Regions from separate parts of the Homo sapiens genome. Here region 1 is linked to region 2. A link is a loop called in an ENCODE intact Hi-C map of the cell type or tissue named here. Cell type or tissue: PC-9. All regions are shown on one strand. Each heading gives the region's core, and the rest is flanking DNA. Links, peaks and the distances in the headings are about the cores only. Region 1 overlaps SLMAP (sarcolemma associated protein). Region 2 overlaps SLMAP (sarcolemma associated protein).

Evidence for each region. A loop is a pair of places that touch in the nucleus more often than their neighbours do. Peaks named below come from ENCODE experiments on the same cell type or tissue, not always from the same donor. Only the 100,000 strongest peaks of a DNase experiment are listed, where the experiment ranks them.
Region 1: it touches region 2 in a loop (2.6-fold over the local background); 11 of 110 quality-filtered maps call a loop at or near these places.

Annotation. Positions count from the first base shown.
Region 1 is chr3:57,771,429-57,774,248 of GRCh38, forward strand. All of the region lies in intron 2 of SLMAP (sarcolemma associated protein), which reads left to right. Among named protein-coding and RNA genes, the nearest start is that of SLMAP, 17 kb to the left of the region's middle. In PC-9, for the core only: no CTCF peak of the experiment used is centred there; no DNase peak of the experiment used is centred there.
Region 2 is chr3:57,824,823-57,827,642 of GRCh38, forward strand. The region is part of intron 2 of SLMAP (sarcolemma associated protein); the gene reads left to right. Among named protein-coding and RNA genes, the nearest start is that of SLMAP, 70 kb to the left of the region's middle. In PC-9, for the core only: CTCF peaks have their summits at 1,667 and 1,867; no DNase peak of the experiment used is centred there; H3K27ac peaks cover 1,793 bases.

The DNA.
Region 1 (2,820 bases), core at 110-2,609, 53 kb before region 2:
CCATGTTGCCCAGGCTGGTCTCAAACTCCTGAGCTCAAGTAATCCCCCTGCCTTGCCTTCCCAAAGTGTTGGGATTACAGGCATGAGCCACTGCACCTGGCCTTTTTCTTCTTTTTTTTTAGACAGGGTCTTGTTCTGTTGCCCAGGCTGGAATACGGTGCAGTCACAGCTAATTGTAACCTTGAACTTTGGGCTCAAATGATCCCCCCACCTTGGCCTCCCAGACTGCTGGGATTATAGGCATGACCCACTGTACTTGGCCTTATTTTTTGTAAATGTGCTTTTTCATTGTTGAAAAAATTTCTTCTTTGAATATATCTTTTGAGTTCCCTAAACTAAGTAAATTCTTTTTTGAATGCGTGAAACTTTTTTGAATATGTTAAAGAAATCATCTGTTGATTAATGCGTGTTATCCACTTCTACTAAGTTTGTACAGTTTCCCTGTTAAAGCAATAAAATCAGTAGCATACTTAAGATCCGCCTTACTTGAAGATTTGAAATTAAAGAAGTTGGGTAAATTACAAGAATCTAGTCAGTCAGTTAGGAAAAATATAAAAGAACCTATAATGCTCTTATCAGGCACCATAGAACATGGTGAAATTACGATATTACTTCAGTCTTCAAGGAGTTTCTCGTTTAATTGGAAAGCTAAAGCTAACTCCCATAAAGAATTAAGGAAGAATTAAGAGCACTATGTGATCAAGATTGAGAAGGCTTGTTTGTCATGTAAGGGGGACTTGAATTGGACCCTGAAGATTTAGGGTAGAGAATAACAGGTGTCCTTGGTGTATATGTCCTTGGTGTATAAAGGTCTGTATTGAAAGGCATTCCCCAGAAGAACAGTCAGGAGGCAGTTGAGTCTGGAAGAACATTTTATCAGTTGAGGTTTTAGTTATATGCCACAGACATTGTTGATAGCTGATTTAAGAAGAATAGCAGTATGTTGAAAGGGGATTGGGTTGTTTTCAGAATCGTTGAAAGGCTGGGATTCAGTTTGGAAACCGATGCTGGAGTCACAGCCAAAATCGTGCCACAGAAGTGGCGTTGTGCAGACATGGCTGCTGCATTTCTTGAGCACTTATACCTCAGCTTATAATGTTGACATTTGATATTGGATGATGCCTTTGGCACTGTTGTTATTGCTGCTTCTGAAAAGTGGGTGATGATGCTTCTGCTCTGCCACCAGATAAATCTACCATCATGTTTCTTTTTTTTAATTTTTTTTTTTTGAGATGGAGTTTCACTCTTGTTGCCCAGGCTGGAGTGCAGTGGCATGATCTCGGCTCACCGCAACCTTTGCCTCCCAGGTTTAATCGATTCTCCTGCTTCAGCCTCCCGAGTAGCTGGGATTACAGGCATGCGCCACCACGCCTGGCTAATTTTGTATTTTTAGTAGAGACAGGGTTTCTCCATGTTGGTCAGGCTGGTCTTGAACTCCGGACCTTAGGTGATCCGCCCGCCTCGGCCTCCCAAAGTGCTGGGATTACAGGTGTGAGCCATCACGCCCAGCCTACCATCATGTTTCTTTGTGACACTAACTCCTGATGTAAAGTGCTAAGCTTGTATGTTTGGTTGAGCCTAGGTACATGACCATGACTTAGCTTCAAAGGAAGCTATAAACGACAGCGTGTGTCATTTCAGCTTTTAGTGGGGGGATAGGCTTTGCCTCCCACCAAGTTGGATAATTATCCAGTAATAGCCAGTGGGTTGAGATGCCAGCATCCAAGAAAATGACCAGTGTTTCCTCCAAGTAGAGTTTGTATTTTAAGGAGCCCTGTTACTGGATTACCACCAGATGGTTTAGATTAAATGACAGAGTTGAACCTCAGTTAGACTGCATTTCAGGTAAGCGGTGGAGATAAGTAAGTCCTCAACATCAGTGTCATCAATAGGTTCTTGGAAACTGTGAGACTAAGCCACATCATGTACTATATGCTGTAGGAACTTAATTCTTGTTTATATTAATTAGCCTATGGTAAAATTGGTAAAATTGGTTTCTTTATACAATATGTCATTTTACTTAAAATCACTGTTTCCAAAAACCTATCCATGACTATGTTAAGTGAGGACTTTCTGTACAGGGTTGATGGGACCATAGGGCAAAAACCTTTAGGAAATCAAGGCATAAACTTTGGGGGCTAAGAATCTTGGAGTTGCAACTGTGGGGAAAGCAATGCCTCCACTTAATTCATCTCGATAACCCAATAACTAAACTAGTATGTCCTAAGGTGGGTTATGAAACACCTGTCTGCTTTAGCATTCTGACTTCATATTAGAGTGATTGTAAAATGATAAAGATTGGTTTCATAAGTATAGTGAGCAGACAAGATTTGAAGATTCCGAAGTATTAATATAATTTATTTTCTTTTATTTTTAAAAACTACCTACGTATTGGAAAATAGGATGTTTCTTATTTTCAAGATTATTTTTATCTTGGCATATTAAAAGACTGCACTTGTGTGCATTTTTAAGGTTTTTTATATCATTTAAAATACTGCAGTAAGCTCATTTAAATACTATTTCTGATATTGCCAGAAGTATAGATTTAATACTTTGAATAAAACAATGAAAGAAGTTAAAAGGATTATGATGAAAATATTGTATGTAATTGTCCAAGCAAAAGGTAGGTATTAAATGATAGAAACTGCTTCAGAACTTCAGTATGAAATATATTTTAAAACATAACACCTATGTAGTAGTACTAGTCTTACCATTTTAAACTGATACTCTAAACTGAGGTTTATTTATAATTGCCAGTTGTGTGGAGGCAGAGTTTTAAGATGAGCAGCAGTTAAGTTTGTTGGTTTTAATAGTTTTTTT
Region 2 (2,820 bases), core at 132-2,631:
GATCTGTGGATTTTTTTGGAAAATATTGATACCTTCACAGTATTAAGACTTCCAGTCCATGAACATGGGGACATCTTTATATTTATTTAGACCATCTTTAATATCTTTCAGCAATATTTTACAGTTTTTAAATGTAAAAATCTTTTACCTCCTCAGTTAAATTTATTCATAGGTATTTTATTCTTCTAGATGGAAATGGAATTGTCTTCTTAATTTCCTTTTTGAATTATTCATTGCTGGTATGTAGAAACACTGTTTTTTGTGTGTTAACCTTGTAAGCTGCAAATTTGCTGGATTTGTTTAACTCATAGTTTTCATGTGAATTCTATGGGGTTTTCTATATATAGGATCATGTCATCTGTGAATAAACATAGTTTACTTCGTCCTTTCCAATTTCAATGCCTTTTTTTTTTTTTATTCTTTCTAGACAAGAAACTTCTAGTACAGTGTTGAACAGCAGTGGTGAAAGCCGGCATCCTTGTCTTGTTCTTGATCTCAATGGGGAATGCTTTCAGTCTTTTACTATTGAGTATTATGTTAGCTGTTGGTTTTTTATAAATGCCCTTTATCATGTTGAGGAAGTTCCCTTCTAACGTTAGCTTTCTGAGTGCTTTTATTGTGAAAAGATTTTATATTTCATCAAATGCCTTTTCTGCATTGAGATGATTGTGTGTTTTCTTTTTTTTTTTTTTTTCATTTTCTACAAATGTGGGGCATTTAAACATTTTTATATTATAAAATACCTTTTTAAAGTTGAACCACCTAGGGTAAATCCCACTTAACAAAGCAATGCCAGCCACTTTTACAGCTTGGATGAGTTCTGAGTTAGGCAAAACAAAGATGAAAGCCTTGCACCAGTTCTTCCTATAGCCCCAGACAGGTGAAAATTAGACAAAATAATTTGTGATTAAGGTCTGCTCTGCTCCCTCTGGAACTAGGTACCAGGGTGTCCCACGCTGGGAATGCAGGCTGATGTCTCCAAGACTTATTTTGTGCTGGAGAGGGGGATGGGACTAGGGTAAGTAATGCCACAAAGCTTTCCTATATTTTAATTGCCTTTTTCTTGATTCAGCGTTTACTTGGGTGCTGTAAACCTTTGACTGTTTTCGAGACTTTTAACAAAGTTGGTTCTGATAGTTTCTGCTTGTTTTTCAGTGTTTCTATGGGGAGCTTGGAGCTGCCTACTCTGGCATTTTGCTGATGTCACTTTCTTCATTCTTTATGGTTTTAAAAAATTTTACCCTTTTTAAAACCTTTTATTTACTCTAAGGCATTATTTGTTATATTTAATCACTCTTGTGAGCCTTCTAATTTGTATTCATTTCTAAAATGAATTTTTCCTTTTACTTCTATTCTTTTGAGTTATTTCACCTTTTCTTGAGTTGTATAATTGTGATTTATTTTGCTCTTTCATGTCTTGAATTATTTTTCTAATGTCTTTTAGCTTGTTTTGAAATAGAAGTTTACAGTTTTGATCTCTTCCCAAGGTCTGTTTTTCATTATCTGTAAAGATACTATTCTGCTCCTTATTCTCTTTTTTCTTAAAATAACTGTATGGATGTGACCTTGATACATTTCTGTTGCTAATTTTTATATGAAATTGGTTTTCCTGAACTTTAAAAAGGGGTCATGGTTCAGGATAACTTTTCTAATTCACAGAGCTCCCTCTTCTGTTGTTTTTGTAAAATGTTTAAAAATATGGTGGCTTCCTTTCCCCTTCTCAACTTTTATCTGAACCTTTTCTTTCCTTGTCTCTATTGTCCCTGTTCTGCTTAATTTTGGTTCCACTCCCAGCAGTTTTCCCTCAGTTTGGAGCCCATTCCTGGAAGGTAGCTTTGGTTGGTAGGTTGGTTTTAAGAATTTATATGGCTCAGACTGTTCCAGCCTTTTTAGGAACTTACCCTGCACTCACTTGTTATTGGATTGAGCCACACCATTCCCATTTCCAGCTTTTCTTCAGTTGGCCTCCATACTGTCCAGTGAACACCTAATAGCTATTTTGGTGTTGTCCTCAAGTCCCCCAAATGCCCCCTTTGTTTCCTTACGTATCCTTCTGCACAGATGCTGATTCCATGCAGGTCTTGTGGCTTTTGGTGGTCTTCCCCACTCTTATTTTGGGGTTTGTGTGGGTACTGTGTCACCTACTTTTGTTACAAATGTTTCCCATGGGATTTTGGTTTTGCTATCTTAGTCACTCTGATTTTAGGTGGTGATTCAAGGAGATTAAAAATTTTTGTTGCAGTATCTGCTATCTACCTCGAATCTATTCTGCATTCATATCTTAAGAACTCCCCTATATGGACTTAGAGTTTGTGGCCCCTGGCCTGTGGTGTGTCTACTATATTTGTGCTTTGTTCTGAAGCTTTACTTCAAATGTTATTCATCTGTTGGTGTTTGGATATTGCAAAACCTATCAATGTAGAAAGAGTTAAAAAGAATCAGTGTATCATTATAATGGAAATGAAAATATTTACAGATTGTAGCAAAGTTGAAAGTGATGCAAAATGTATGTATTTATGGAATGAATTCATCTATAGCAGGAACTTTCTGAAGGTCAAAGAGCAAATTGTGCAACCTGTGAAGTGCTGTTCCTGTGTCATTGAAGTTAATCAGCAAGAGACAAGGAAAAGTGACTGATGAGACAGGGGTAAACCTTTCAATTCAAGGATCACCATCAATGCCTGATTGTTGGGAACTTAAAGTTTATTCAGGGAAAGCAAGGAGTTGATCAAAGAATTAAAACCTTAAAACAATGAAAGTGCTGCTGTTGAACTTTCACCTTAAGCCACACAGGGTTTTTAAATTCAGAGCTCCTTACTC